Regions from separate parts of the Homo sapiens genome. Here regions 2 and 3 are each linked to region 1. The links are chromatin contacts, found by Hi-C in ENCODE. All regions are on one chromosome and are shown on one strand. The core of a region is the stretch at or near the end of the contact, and the rest is flanking DNA. Distances in the headings are between cores, read along the strand shown.

Evidence for each region. A loop is a pair of places that touch in the nucleus more often than their neighbours do. Pooled maps may share reads with other maps.
Region 2: a map of gastrocnemius medialis shows a loop between it and region 1 (18-fold over the local background). The contact joins the promoter of ORC6 here to the promoter of AKTIP in region 1. A Hi-C loop is called at or near these places in 2 of 168 maps with a recorded cell type or tissue (gastrocnemius medialis and sigmoid colon) and 8 of 50 pooled maps.
Region 3: a loop to region 1 is called in a pooled map, with 26 times the contacts of the local background. The contact joins the promoter of GOT2 here to the promoter of AKTIP in region 1. A Hi-C loop is called at or near these places in 1 of 37 single-sample maps with no recorded cell type and 8 of 50 pooled maps.

Annotation. Positions count from the first base shown.
Region 1 is chr16:53,500,129-53,505,240 of GRCh38, reverse strand. It overlaps AKTIP (AKT interacting protein), which reads left to right and starts at 2,032. Exons shown (of 10, transcript NM_022476.4): 1 at 2,032-2,094; 2 at 4,912-5,023. The coding sequence starts at 4,982. LOC124903690 (a long non-coding RNA gene) reads right to left here and starts at 861. Exons shown (of 2, transcript XR_007065069.1): 1 at 821-861; 2 at 1-500. RefSeq lists silencers at 865-954, 1,675-1,914, 1,935-2,004, 2,265-2,564 and enhancers at 1,275-1,374, 1,835-2,334, 2,335-2,836.
Region 2 is chr16:46,686,887-46,691,998 of GRCh38, reverse strand. ORC6 (origin recognition complex subunit 6) reads right to left here and starts at 2,340. Exons shown (of 7, transcript NM_014321.4): 1 at 2,229-2,340; 2 at 879-1,008. The coding sequence starts at 2,293. It overlaps VPS35 (VPS35 retromer complex component), which reads left to right and starts at 2,821. Exons shown (of 17, transcript NM_018206.6): 1 at 2,821-2,868. The coding sequence starts at 2,866. RefSeq lists enhancers at 1,517-1,586, 1,637-1,716, 1,954-2,652, 2,653-3,350 and silencers at 2,057-2,356, 2,677-2,916, 3,067-3,116.
Region 3 is chr16:58,732,258-58,737,369 of GRCh38, reverse strand. GOT2 (glutamic-oxaloacetic transaminase 2) reads left to right here and starts at 3,054. Exons shown (of 10, transcript NM_002080.4): 1 at 3,054-3,230. The coding sequence starts at 3,142. RefSeq lists enhancers at 2,930-3,009, 2,709-3,327 and silencers at 3,450-3,539, 3,640-3,729.

The DNA.
Region 1 (5,112 bases), core at 783-3,282:
AAAGTCCAGGCAGAGATCTAGGGAAAATCTCAGCCCAAGTCGATCATGGCGGACTCCTTCCACTTGCCGTTGACTGGGTTTCGTTGTGGCCAGAGACTTACTTCTGGCCATTGAAACCTGCAGGCATTTCTTCTGCGGAGCTTCTGGGAAAGGTAGTCATGTATTTCAAAAGGGACCACTGGAAGAAAGGGATACTTTTAATTTTGTGAGATCCTGGGTGTGCCGCGGCCATCTTGCTACCAGCCTGAAAGTGCAATTCCAGGGACTGCAAGGAAAGCAGAGCCTGAAGACCAGGGCACCACCTCTGGAGACAATCCTCCCATGGGAGAGAAATCCCCTTGCTAAGTAAGCCGGTTTGAGTTGGCTTTCCTGCCATGTGCAGTCTGATGCTGGTGTGCGTCTGAGTCATCCGGTGCCAAGTACGCAGTTGATGACATGCATTGGAAGCTCAGTGGATAGATGTGAGCTGGAGAAATACCTATGTGGGTCCTCGGTGAAAACTGAAGGTTGGGGAAAGGAGGAAAGCAGAAAAAAAGCTTTGCAGAGGATAATGAGCTTCAAAGAAGATTGGGAGGAAATGGGCCACAGAGGTGCCAAAGGAGACCACCTGTGGCCTGAAAAAAGGATTTCCTGCTTGCCTGCCTTTCTGTATTAAGACTCGTATTAAAAGGCATGATAACATTCCTAAATGTGTCCTAAGGGGACAAAAGGAAGTGGCTCAGAAGTGTTTTCAGCTAGGGGAGGAAGCTGGGTTTCAGAACCAACCCTTGGGATTAACATCAGGAGAATTTGGCTTCCTGCCCTTTAATAAGTCACTTACCAGAATCTCAGAGGCAACCAAAAATGGACCAAACAACCCGGCCAGAGAATGCGGCTTCTGAGTGTAAGACACTGAGGCGGTGTCACAGACAGGTCAGTGCCTCTGGTGTCTAGAAAAGGGGCAGGGGCTTGCGGGGAGAGGGCTGTCGCGCAAGTGTGGAAGTGGAGTGCCGAGATTGGACGGACTAACCACGGGGAGGCACCGTTGGTAAGAACAGGCCTGGAAAGCAGCTGGCAGCAGTCACAGAATTAGGCCAGAGAGAGACCTCCATGGGAAAGCAGACGGGAGGTCCAAATGAGAGCGTGTGAATTAAAAAAAAAAAAAAAAAAAAAGACCAGGAACTATGTTGCTATGGGAGAGGTTCTCCAACTTCAGTGTGCGCCAGAATCAGCAGCGAACTGTGACAGATGTGGATTCCTGGTCCTCAGCCTCCCCCCTCCCCCCAGCCCCCGGCCCCCACTCGGATGCTGCAGGTCGGGGCCGACACACACAGATTTACAAAGCTCCTCTGGCTGCTCTAGTGCCCAGGGCCCACTTGGAGCTGAGCTCCCTTCAGCTCCAGCCTTCAGCTCCTGCACTGATGGAGAGAACGGGCGTTTCTTGATGCCACGCCAAGTGTCCTTCTGACCCCTGGTACCCTGTGGGCCCGACGTGGCGGCCTCGGGCCTCGCAGCGCCGCCCAACGCAGTAGGACCTAGCGATGGGAGCCACTGGGCAGTCGCGCGGCCCGGCCCTCCCCAAAAGCTTGGCTTGCAGACGTTAGCGTATGCCCCAGCCCCTGCGCATGGCGGTTGCGCTGTGGGCTGTGCGAATAAACCTCCGGGAAGGTCTCCGTGGTGACTGGCAGACGCCCTGGCCAATTGTGACCCGGCGCTTGTTTGTCTCTGCCCCATCCCTCCCCGGGGGGCCGATACTTCCATGACTGACAGGCCGTCCCAGGCGCTGTTACGTAAGGGGAGGGTCAAGTGCAGTCCCACCCAAACCGGGGTGATTTGATTTGCAGGACCGAGTGTGTTCTTCCCAACGCCCCCGGAAGAACGTCTTTGACGGGCAGGTGTGAGAGCCAGTTGGCGCCGGGAGGCCAGGCGGAAGCCTCGGGCCCCAGGATCGTGCAGCAGGGGGCGGAGCCCGCTGCCGAGGGCAGGGCAGGGCAGGGCAGGGCGGGGTGGGGCGGGGCGGGGATCAAGCAGGGGCAGGGCTGGCGCTGCGGCGGGAGATGCTGTCGGGCCGCGGCGGCGCTTGGCAGCCAGGAGCTCTGCATTGAAGGCACTGGGGTGAGGCTTACTGCCCGGCAGGCTGGTGGGTACGCGAGGGCTGAGGTGTCTGTAAATCTGGCCGCCAGCCTCCACGGGCCCGGCATTTGTCCATCTTTCTAGGCGCTCGCGACTCGGCGACGGCGGCCGCAGTGGGACACGGAGGCGGGGCCGGGCACCTGTGCGCGTTTGCAGGCACCTGCTGCGCTGGCCGCCTCGCAGCCCGGGACTGCTGCTGGGGACTGCGGCTGGAGCTGGGCTGGCCCGGCCCGAGGGAGAGGGGGGCCCAGCTGGCTCGCCCCGGCCCGTGCCCGCCCTCCCCGGCCGGGTCCCGACCCCGAGCTCTGGTTAAGGGGGCGTCGCCGGGCCCCAGAGCCCCCCCACTGGAGGGGCCCGCGGCTCCCGGGCCAGCATCGAGCTAGCTGCGAGGCCAGGACAGGGCCCCCGCCTTGCATCACCTCGAGACAGGTTTGTCCAGATTCCCTGAGTGCTCAGAGACGGGTTTCCGCCCGCGGTGAGGGTGCCGGTCCGAGGCCGCCGCGGGTCCCGGCTGTCCCCAGCGAGCCTGGCCCGGGCCGTTTTCATCTTTTTTTTTCTGGCCCCTGCTCTGTCTCCTCTTAACGTGTAATTTCTTAAGTCCGATTCGGGGTGATGTGAGTGCGCTGTGGCATGTAGAGTAACAGCAGCACTCATGTTTTAGCCTAGTTTTAGCTCTGCCACGCACTGTCATTCGCGCAGGCTGAAGACCCAGACTTCTCAGCTGGGTGATGTAAAGGAATGCAGCCGTGGCCAAACAGGCAGAAATTCTAAAATTGTTTCCAAGTGACAAGGATGTAACATGTCTTGCTTCCATCTATGTCATTCCTCTCAGAACATGTATGCTGTGCTTGTCCTAGACTAGACCCTGAAAAGTGTGCTACAGTTTCTCGTGATTATGTTGCTGCTGGAAACATTGGATTAAAAGATCCATAGCAAAGTTAGGCAGCAGAAGACAATACCTCCTGCTTAATGACAGGCAGAACTGGGGACAAAATTTACTGGATTCTTAAAGAGAATCCTAACGCGTTAGACCTTTAAGAGACTTTACAGGTTTGCACCAGCCCATTAAATGTATGTTGTGGAGCACACCACTGTGTCCCAAGGGATCCGGTCCCGTGTTAGGTGTGTCCTAGAGGACACTGGGGTGCTGCACATTACTGCTAGATCTGAAAATCAGTGTCTTCATTTGAGCCAAAGGGGAACATGCCCCCGCACATTTTTGATATCTCAAGTATATTCAGTGTGTCATACTCACCTTTAAAGGCAGATTTGCGGAGAACTGTTGTTACTTATTGCATGTTATCCATGCTAGTAGAAGAGCCAGGATCTTCATTCCTCTGATTTAATTACTGGGTGGCATTTTCTCTTGGAAAACAAAACAGCAGTAATGGGCACTGGCAAGGTATGGATGACCTGGGTTGGGTACGTCCCTGGATGTCACAAGCTCGTCAGAGAAGACAAATTATTGCTGATTGGGGACATTTAGTACATGGTTTGCTCATGATCTGTTTAAGAAATTAGGAAAACGTTGCTTAGTTTTGACCCTTTTCACCTTCAGCCGTTTGATTGGTGCAAGTAGGAATTCAGAGAAGGAGCTCTGCTTTAAAGGTAACAGAGCCTGGGGGGAAATACCAGGGCAGGGAAGTTGCTGTTCTTACAGCTGGGCTTGGCTGCTTTTCCTTTGCTTCTTTGTATTTTTAGTAAATGACCCACTGACTTTATGACCTTTGAGACATGCTTTCTTATCCACGACTTGAAGCTTCGGCTGGAAGATCTGTACTTGTGAAATGTCTCTCTTGCGTGCCTGTGTTGCATTTGTCTGGATTGCTTGGCAGTTCCTTAAGTACATGATCCTGCAGTTTCTATATGTTTCGAAGTTGTAGAAGGCAGTTTATTGGGGGATGGTACTGACAGGACTCAGGTAACTACTTTTGTCGTCTTAGTGACATACTTGTGCTGTGCCTTCCTGTTTTCTCTTATTTCTTTGGCTAATACTTTGCTGGAGGAATCATTTTGTACTCAGGTGAGTTGAGGCAGCGCTTAAATCAGCCTCCTTGTATCTATTGTTTGTTCCCATAACCCTGGGAACAGTGATACAACTTATGTGTATGTGGGTACAGTGCATTCTGAGTCTGGCTTTCCTGTTAGTTAAATGCCGAGATGTGCTAGTAACAACTGTTGTCCGTATCTTCTGAATTTCTGGCACCAAAGCTCATCTGTGTCACTGAGTAATCTGAATCCTGGCCAAGGGACCTGGTGCACAGATTCTTATAGACATCTAAGTGTGAAAGAAATTAGAACCAGAAAAGGAGGTGGGTATAGAAGGAAACTATTTCTGAAGATGCCTGAAGACCTTTTCCTAGGTTTTTATAACCCCTTGTTATATAACATTATATTGTATATCCAGGGTGTCATAATTAGTTATTCATCATTTCAGAAGTCTTAACTGTTGGCCGGGCGTGGTGGCTCATGCCCGTAATCCCAGCACTTTGGGAGGCTGAGGCAGGTGGATCACTTGAGGTCAGGAGTTCGAGACCAGCCTGGCCAACATGGTGAAACCCTGTCTCTACTAAAGATACAAAACTTAGCTGGGCATGGTGGCAGGCACCTGTAATCCCAGCTACTCAGGAGGCTGAGGCAGGAGAATCGCTTGAACCCAGGAGGTGGAGGTTGCAGTGAGCCGAGATCACACCACTGCACTCCAGCCTGGGCAACAGAGTGAGACTCCATCTTAAAAAAAAAAAAAAGTCTTAATGGTTGGTGTTGGCATGTTTCTATGTCTTCCCGTCTTGTTTTAAGGTAAAGTGAATGCCGAAGACAGAAGATTTGGATGATACACCACTGACTTTCTTTGTTTGGAATACACGTTATGAACCCTTTCTGGAGCATGTCTACAAGCTCTGTACGCAAAGTAGGTATAGTTGATAAATTCAGTAAGAAAACCCATTTGCTTCTGTGTCTGAAAATAGGGTCAGAATGAAGGCTAAAATAATCTGTCAC
Region 2 (5,112 bases), core at 1,091-3,590, 6.8 Mb after region 1:
GTAGGGGGCGGGGTGGTGAGAGAGAGAGAGAGAGAGAGAGTGTGTGTGTGTGTGTGTGTGTGTGTGCAGGAGAGAAAGAGGAAAAGGAAACTAGGAAAAGAAACAGGAGGATCCACTGTGGGAAACCAGCTCTGTCTGGGAGACTTAAGGAAAGTTTCAATGTAACAATAAGGCAAGGTCATGTAAGACAAATAGGAGTTTGCCAGAAGAGCATTGCAGGAAAAAAACAAGGTATTGCATTTTCAAAGCCACAAATCATTGACGTGCAGAGTCTGTTAAGAGAATACTGCAGCTTGAGGCCAGGATTCAAGAGAGGCTGGAGAGTTTGATGGTCATCAACAAAGCTTTGTTTTTAGTATTACCATTTAATGAGTGTATCGTTATGACACAGGTGCTGTGTTAATGGTGTTATGTACATTTAATCCTCATAATAATCCAGCGAAATTGGATATTTTATCTTCACTTTATGGATGAGGACACTGGAGGCTAACAGAGGTAGCTAGTGTGGAGATTTGATCTCAACATGAAACTCCTCCTGACTGACCCCAAAGCTTGTTCTCTCAAACACTGTGACATTGGAAGAAAAGCATAGGGGTTTGGAAATACGTGCTTTAAAAGGAGGGTAATGCTAGCAGCAATGTGGAAGATGGCCTCTAGCCGAGAAAGAGGTGGTCAGGGAAAACAGTGAAGAGTAAAGAAAACATGGCAAAAAAATATTTTCCAATGCAAAATGATTCTACAGTATTTCCAGAATAACACACAAGAATACCCAGGACAATTCTAAAACAAGAGTTTTTACTAGGGTTTAGTTCAACCAAAAGTTAAAAGAGCTTCAATGTTGCACTGGATTATTCAGACATTCGGTGGGACCTACTTACCCTGTCCAAGGGGCACTTCATCCAGGAAGCTGCAAGGTCCAGGCACATGACTGCACTGCTGGTCTCCGTGGTGCGTGCGGAGAGGCCGACACACTTCACCCGGGACAGGCGCAAGTACTCCTCTGCTTTCCTGGTTAAAAGGGCAGTGTGTTCGCTACAACTTATTCAGAAGTTTGCTCAACACGTTGGTAAACAATGAATACAGCCTGGTTAGCTTCACACTAAGCCTAACTCCTGTGGCTCGTTTATCTGGGGCTGGGAATGAAGGTCATATCCTCTGGTGAGAGGAAGACAGAACCAGCACTGACTCCAAACATCACTGTGCTCAAATGCTTTCAGGCAAAAGGAAGTTAAATTTTGACAAAAAAATTACCCTTCTTTCCTCCTTCCATTACTGGAACAAGCACGAACTATCAGAGACAGGCAGGTTAGACCAGGGTTCCTCCTTTCCTCCTATTTCCTTTAAATCAGTAGTTCTTAAACTTGATGGTAGGCGAAAATCACCTTGGGGACTTGCAAATTACTGGGTCCCAGGCCGAGTTACTGATCAGCAGGCTTGAGGTGGGACCCAAGAATTTGTATTTCTAACAAGTGACAAGATGATATGGCTGTTGCTGGTCCAGGAACCACATTTTGAGAACCACTGTTCTAAATGACTACCGAGTCCTGCAGGTTTGTCTTCAAATCTTTTAAGTGCTGTTTTCCTTGCCTTCCCTCGCCTGACTGCTCCACGTTTTAGCTACAATGGCTTTATTTCGAACCCCGGATCCCGCTTCCCATCTCAACGCTTTTACAGGAGCTGTCGCCCCTGCCTGGGCTGCTCTTGCCATATCTTTCCTCGCCTAGCATCTGCCATCAATCCGGCCTCAGCGGGAACGGCGCCTGCTTTTCCGAGTTTTGTTTGTTTCTTTGTGTTAAAGGCAGCCGCTAGGCCGCGCTCCACCCCAAGCCCAGTGGCTCAGGAGCATTGCCCGGTTAAGGTCTACACAGTCCTCGCCCTTACAGACAGCGGGGTCTGCGCCTCGTTGTCGGGTTCCCCGCTATAAACCCGACTGCAGTAGGCGTTGGCGGAATGAACGGAAAGTTCTCCCTGGCTCATTTTTCTACCCACGGACAGGGCTGGCTGTTCCCAGGGACGTGTGCCATCGCCGTTTGCTATCGCCCTTCTTGCCATCTCATTCAAGCTCACGGCCGAGAAGTTTTTCTTGAAGTAGGCCCTAAACCCCGCCCGGCCCCAGCGCTCCCCGTCACTCCCCCGCCGCCCGTCGCCTGGGAAGGGCGCGGGCCTCACCTGAGGGCCCAGGGCCGCGAGGCGGAAGCCCAGCCCTGGTCTTGCGCGGCCGAACTCACCTCAGCATGTCGGGCTCGGCGAGGCCCAGGCGCGGGGCTAGGCGCCCGATCAGCTCCGACCCCATGGCGCCGGCACTAAAGCGAACAATTCCCGTGAACGCCGCGGGTCAACGAAACCCGCGCGCAAAGGCTGCACCGGCCAGTGAGAGCCAGGCCCCACCCCCGGCGCATCTGGATTGGTTAGGACAGGACGTTGAGACCGTCCCACAAACCAATCAGGGTCTTCCTTTTGCGCATGCGCATCAATAGCGCAATCGCCAACGCAGATGCGGTGAACGTGGACTTGTCGGCTCCCCCTCCTTCCATTCCTTCTTGACAAACTCATCACACACTGCCTTTCCCTCCTGTTGTCTCCTGCCTGCCGCCGGGCGATCCCCACTGCCCTGCACTGCTCCGCCCACTCTCGCACGCTGTGGTGAGATTGGCTGGCGCTCAGGTCCGTCCATCTAGCGTTAAGTGACAGGGCCAATAAGCACGCGAGACTCGGGTTCCTAGAAGTAGGCCAATCAATGAGCCGCCTGTAGGGCCCGGGGGCGGGGCTAGAGAGGGCGGGGCTTGGAGGGGCCGCAGCGTCACATGACCGCGGGAGGCTACGCGCGGGGCGGGTGCTGCTTGCTGCAGGCTCTGGGGAGTCGCCATGGTGAGTGCTGAGGGGGCAGTGGCACCTGGGTCGACCCTCCTTGTAGCCCCTGCTCTCTCCCACCGCCCCGCACTCCAGCGAGTGGAGAAGGGGCCCCACAGACCGTTCGGGATTAAGACCAGCCCGATTTGGCCTGCGGGATAGGGGACAGCAGGAGGAAGGCCGCGGGCAGGCTGATCCGGGCCGGGGTGGGCGGCGGCTCTTGGCTGCGGCCGTTGCTGAGAGACGGGGCGGCCTCTCTGTGGGGTTGACTTGGCATGTAGGCTTTGGGGTCCATGAAGGCCTGCGGCCTCCTTTAAGTGGAATCGGTCACCTGCCTACCACGAGGGGACCGGTAGTCCTAGGTCTGAGCGTCTGGCCCCCGGGGCGCGTGGAGGCCCTGAGACTCGGAGGTGGCGCCGGGACCCGCCCAGATGTTGCGTTTCTACCTTTGTGCCTAGTTGTGCTCGGCCGTCCCCACGCCCTCCTGGAGGGGTCGCAGTGATTCCTTGGCCTTTCTTGGCCTCATACCCGCCTTCGGCTGCAGTGTTTGTCAGCGAGTTCTGGGGACCTGCTTACATGAATTTCCTGGAAGGACTCAGGCTGTCTTCTAATCCTGACGGTCGCAAAGGAGACTGATTGTTTACTTTAGCATTTGTGCATTGGGCGCACCTTGCCTCTTTTGTCTCGCCATTGATAAAATCCAAGTATTTGACTTGCTGGAAGCAGTACTTCTCCTTAGGGCCCGTCTATGACGGCAGCAAATCGTGGTGTGGCTGTTGGCCGGTAAACTTGAACTTCCTCAAAATGTGAATCTTTGTGTCTGGTTCCCACAAAGGCAAGTTGTCACTTGCATTTTATTAGCGTTTAACATAGCCTGCACTGTGTAAATAAATTTTTTGAGTATATACTGTATGTCCGCTTTAATTACCTTACTCACTCTGTGTAGATAGGCTTCTGTAAATCTGTAAGCCTGGAAACAGATTTCACTTTAAATGTCTTAATGCCAGAAAGGATTAAGTGTTTTACAAATACTATTTTCATATAACGTGTTGCCGTACAAGGTGATTTTGCCTGTTTCTCAGGATTTTTATAATTGGGAATTGATACAAGACCGGCGCAAAATTTAACTTTAGGATTTGTGTGTTTCCAGCGTTTATGGATTGACATTTATATTGTTTTGTAATGGAAAACACTTAATTGAGGATGTATTACACACTCCGATTCTTTGTTGGGTGAACCAGTTGGGAGCAATCAGCCAGACACACAGTCTTGTCCTCATGAATTTTATTGGGAAAGGAAACTTGAGTATTCGTTCTTTCACAGTCACTGTCTATAATTTAGGCAGCTCGCTTAGTCTTCTTGGTGTCGCACTTTTGCATCCGAAAGCAAGTGTTGGCGGCCCCTTTGGCCCTTCCCAGCCCTAAAATTCCAGAATCCACTTCAATTCATCAAACATCTTGTGTGCCTTCAGTGTCACGGACTGTGGCCCTGGGTACCAATGTCGAACTTAAGAGGCTACTGGGGGAGACACGCTTGTAGAACTTAACTGTAATACAGTGTGTGGATTGCTTTACTAACATTGTCAACTCAGTGCTTTGGGGTCATGGAGGGATAGTTTTGCCTGGGGATTTTGGGAAGGACTACAGGAAGTAACGTGAACTGAGACTATAAAGAGGGTGGAAAGAAATTCTCCAGGTGGAAAGAAAAGGTATTGCTAATAGATGAAGCCAAAACGTTCAGTGTGCTCCATCAGAGGATTCTTGGGGATATGTATTGGAAATGAAGTTAGAGCCGTTTGGTGTTCAAATTATATTTTGAAGTTGTCATGCCCTCATCATCCTTATTTCTCTCTACTTCAGTTGTCAATGTATGCCATGTCATCATTTTTAAAATAGTTCTTTCATTAACGTGATATTCTGTACCTTTGTTTGAAGAAATGAGCGTTACATTTGGTTTACATTGTACTGTCAGATTACATCTACAGCATATAAGCAGGGAGGTTGAACCACAATAGGTTTCTAACATAAGTGGAGATAATTATTTGTATCTAAACTGAATAATAATTATAGCACTTATTAAGTGCTTATTGCTAAGTAGTAGGCACGTTTTGAGCTTTGGTTTCATTTGTTCTTCATAACAGTGGTGTACTCTCATCTCTGTTTCATAGAAGAGGAAAGAAAAGCACATTGTTTCAGTGGAGAGTAGTTTTCCAAGTGATCAGTTCATGATCTTTGCTTTGCTCTGCACATTAGAACTGTAGAC
Region 3 (5,112 bases), core at 1,805-4,304, 5.2 Mb before region 1:
GTGACATCTATTGAGTTCATTCACGTTAGTAGTTCTGTAATGCTCCATCATGAGACTGTAGCAGAACATCCATCTCTTCCTCCATCGATGGGCGACTAGGTTGTTCCCTGTTTTGCTTTTATAAACAATGCTTTACTGACAGCCTTAAAAATGTGTGAGAAGATCTCTAGGGTTTATACCTGGACATGTAATTGTTTTGGGAATAGTAGTTGTTATGTGTTGAAATGTGCCCCCAAAAAAGATACGTTTAAGTTCTAACCTGGGGAACCCATTAATGTGATCTATTTGAAAATAGGGTCTTTACAGATGTAATCAGGCGAAGATGAGGCAATTAAGATGCACCCTACCCCAATATGATTGGTGTCCTTAAAAGAAGAGAAGAGACAGACAGGGAGAGAACACTGTGTGACACCAGAGGCAGAGATTAGTGATGCCTCTAACAGCATACGAATGCCCAGGAGTGCAGACAATTGCCAGAAGCTAGGAGAAGCATGGAACAGAGTCTCTGAGACCCCATAAGGCACAAACCCTGCCAATACCTTGATTTTTGATTTTGGGCCTCCAGAATTGTGAGTGAATAAATTTCTGTTGTTTTAAACCACCCAATTCATGGGGATTTGTTACAGCAGTCTGAGCAAACTGATGTACTGGTATGTTTGAAATTCTTGTTTCTTGGTGCTGTAAAGAAATAGCACTTGAACATAAATTTAATTTCCTCAGCAAGGCCATCTTTATACTTTCGGCAGAAAGGGTACACTCGACAGCAGTTTTGCCATGAGAGTACACCAAACAAAGGAGACAAGGTCACTTATAACCTGATACATCCACCTTGCTGCTGTGTCCGGTTTTCATTGGCTGGAACAGGTCCTCACATTTTGTATTTGTTCTGATTGGCTAGCAACTTAGAACTTTTTAAAAGAGGCAAAGGCAGAGGAGAGCAAAGGAAGGAGGAAGTAACTTGTGGAATGCTGAGAAAGGTAAAAACACCTTCAAATAAGGAAGAGGAACAGGCTATGACCTAATGCTTGCTTGGACCAGTATAAGCATGCCAGGGCAAATATTTAGGCTAAATGGTGGCAGCTAGGAACATAAAGTACATTGATTTCTTTATTATGGCTAGCAGATATTTAAGACTGTTAGTACAGGTCTTTGAATACATTTTGTTTTTAAGAGAAGTTACTATTTATTTCTAATTAGACAGGGAGGAAAGTCTTTAAAGAAGAATCTCTACTTTACTTTTCACAGGTAGAATCCCAAGTCATGGCCTATAGGCGCATAGGTCAAGGTCATATGAGAGCATAAGGGTCTGAGACAGTAAATTGGAGCTGGGCCGGAAGGACCTAGAATGTGGCCCTAAGTAGGGGTTTAGACTTTACCATTCAGGCAACGTGGAGCCACAGAGGAGATATTAAATTGCCAAGGTACACAGTTCTATCTCGGTTTTATTTTATTTATGTATGTATTTATTTATTTATTTAGAGCCAGCGTCTCACTCTGTTACCCAGGCTGGAGTGCAGTAGCGCAATCCTGGCTCACTGCACTCTTTTTTTTTTTTTTTTTTTGAGTCGGAGTCTGGCTCTGTTGCCCAGGCTGGAGTGCAGTGGCGCGATCTTGGCTCACTGCAAGCTCCGCCTCCCGGGTTCATGCCATTCTCCTGCCTCAGCCTCCCGAGTAGCTGGGACTACAGGCGCCCGCCACTATGCCCGGCTACTTTTTTTTTGTATTTTTTTAGTAGAGAGAGGGTTAGCCAGGATGGACTCGATCTCCTGACCTCGTGATCCGCCTGCCTCGGCCTCCCAAAGTGCTGGGATTACAGGCGTGAGCCACCGCGCCCGGCCTGCACTCTTGAATTAATGGGCTCAAGCAATCCTCCCTCCTCAGCCTTCTGAGTAGCTGGAACAGGCACGCAACACCACATCCTGCTAATTTTTTTTTATTTTTTTAAGAGATGGGGGTTTCATCTTGTTACCCAGGCTGGTCTCAGACTCTTGTTTTCATGCTATCCTCCTGCCTCAGTCTACCAAAGTGTTGGGTTTACAGGCATAAGCCAACACACCGGGCCCCTACCTTGGTTTAAGAGACGAGTATCAGAGAAATAGACTACACATGAGAAAGACTCGTTTGACTTGTGGATGTGTCTGAAATTCATTTGCTTTTTCCTTTAAAACCGATTCATTTCCTTCAAAACCGATTCATTTCCTTCCACAAACAGTTATCAGGATTTGACATACACGAGTTTGTCATTAATGACCATGGGTTATTTTGTGCTTACTAAATCAGGCCCTGTTTTAGACATAATCTGCTAATCTTATTAATCCTCACAACTGCCCCACAAAATACACATGCGACCCTCTCCATAAAAGGGATAAGGAAGCCAGGTGCGGTGGCTCATGCCTGTAATCCTAGCAGTCTTGGGAGACTGAGACGGGCAGATCACTTGAGATCAGGAGTTTGAGACCAGACTGGTCAACATGGTGAAACCCCCGTCTCTACTAAAAATACAAAAATTAGCCGGGCGTGGTGGTGGCACCTGTAACCCAGCTACTCGGGGAGCTGAGGCAGGAGAATCGCTTGAACCTGGGAGGCAGAGGTTGTAGTGAGCCGAAATCACGCCACTGCACTCCAGCCTGGGTGACAGAGTGAAACTCCATCTCAAAAAAAAAAAAAAAAAAAAAAGGGTGGGGGATAAGGAAACATTCAGGAACGACGTGACATGACTTGTGCTTAGGGAAACTATTAGGGTTGAAAGTAAGGCCACCTTGGGTCCTAATGGCTGTAAGGCATCAGACAAAATACGTCAACTATGTCAGCCTACATTTTCTCATCTTTCAAACTGCCATAACAGCAGCCACCTCTTCGGCCGGCCAGGCCTGGCCCAGCTGGATTAAATGAATGAAGCGCAGCAAGGGCTGGGCGTAGGTAAACTGTGCAGTCATCCTCTTCCACGACCTCCGCTGAGCCCACGCCGCTCCGCCCGCCGGCCGCCAGGGATCGCTGTGACGTGGCTCGGGCCCAGCACGCGGCCGCTCTGGCCCAGGGAAGTCCCTGTCCTTACCTTCAGCAGGAGCCGGTTCCCTGTGTGTGTGTCCGCTCGCCCTCTGCTCCGTCCTGCGGCTGCCCACTGCCCTCCTACGGTCCACCATGGCCCTGCTGCACTCCGGCCGCGTCCTCCCCGGGATCGCCGCCGCCTTCCACCCGGGCCTCGCCGCCGCGGCCTCTGCCAGAGCCAGGTAAGCCAAGGGAAACGGAGATGGAGCCAGGGCGATGGCCCTGCCCCGCCGAGCTGCGAGCACCCCAGGACATTCACCCCTCCCGGCCCCCAAATACACACTGTCACTCACACGCACACACACACACTTTTCTGCCACCCCCTCGGCTTTCCCTTACTGGGGACTGAGGATTGAGCGTCCGTGCCCCACAGTGATCCTCAGGATCCCACATCCCTCTGGTCCCCGCACTGGGCCCTGCAGGAAGGCGTGCAACGCAATCCCTAGGGAAAGGAAGTGTGGCCCTCGGCGGTTGCCGGACTCCCATTCAGTGGGAGGGGTGCGGATAGTACTGGGGCAGCGGCGCCGGGTAACGACCGTGCCCTTGATAGGGTGCCCTGGGGGCGGCGGGCGCACCTGTCCTGGCCCCCGGCCCGCCCGAGTCGGTGGGCCGGCGGCGGCTGGCTGCCGCGTGTGTGCCCTGGGCGGGAAGAGCGCGAGAGGAAGGTTTCCGGGGCGCCGGCATTCGGGCCTCGCTTTCCTTCCCGCACCTGCGACCTTGGCGTGCGGCATTCTCCTGACCTTGCGACCCCCCGAGGTCCCTGTGACCCCGGGGCCCGTTTGGCCTTTGCTTGGGAAAGGGTCGAGGTGTAGTGTGTCTCTTTTTTTGTTTTGTTTTGTTTTTTCCTTATTGCCCCTAAGGAGGTCCGGTTGCAGGGAGGCTATCAATCTTCCTCTCCATCTCCCTGTGCTCTTTCATTCAGTAAATATTTCGTAACTGCAGTTTCTCAGAGCCAGGCTCTGGACCAGATGCCAACGATACAACTGTGAACAAGGCGAGGGAAGGACAATGACAAATGGTCATTGCTCAAAAAATGACAAACGTAATTTCGTACTGTGGCGTGTATAATAGTATGGAGGGAAATTTCAGAGCTTGAAACGAGCTCTAGTAATTCATTCCCAGTGGAGACCGGAGCCAGAAGATTAATTCAACTCAAGAAGCCGATTTGGAGCACTCTCCTTAAGCACTACCTTAATAAGGAACTGAGTTTTAAAACCACCCCCAAGCAGGTATTAACTGCAAGGAGCAAAGCGTAGCTTGGCCTTTCGTTTGAATGTATGCTCTGTGTCTTTCAGCCAGCAGAACTATCTGTCCTTTCCAAGGCCCCACAGCCTTGGCAGTACAGTTTTGCCCAGGCTTCGCACTTTTTTCTCTTCCTGACTTGGCTCCTTCCTGGCCCACTGTCAACGTGTGCTCTTTAAGTCTGCCTACCTAGTGGGCCAGAGCCAGGAGGAGTTATTTATGCAACAAATTTGGAAAACCAAAGGAGTGCTTAAAATTTCCGTCAAGAGAAAGTATGTTTCCCTATTGCAGTAATCTTAAAATAATACCTTGTTTTATGGATTTGGCTAGATCACCTGAAGCTCTAGTGCTTGGTGAAAATCCCTTGGGGTCAGGGTTAGTCATTCTTTCAGTTTGAGAGTCTGACTCATTTTTCTTTTCTGTATTTTTCTTACTAGAATGTAAGTTCCATGAGAGCGGAGACTTTACCTACTTTATATTCACTGTTACATCTCAGCACTATTAACAGTTGCTGGCATGTCTCTTATATTGGATATTTTTATTTTAAGCCCTGATTTTTCACGTAATGCAACGGAAACAAATACAGTATGACATTTTAATGTTGTATCTTAGATCAAAATCTGAACATAGGCTGGTCCAAGTGTAATGGTGTTTACAACTAATTGATCATAACCAGTTACAGATTTTATTGTTCCTTCTCTCGACTAATCTTACACAGGGGAACCACAGTGCTGCAAAATATGTACCAAAAAAAATTCCCTTTTTTTTTTTCTTTAAATACAGGGTCTCACTGTGTTGCCCAGGCTGGAGTGCAGTGGCACA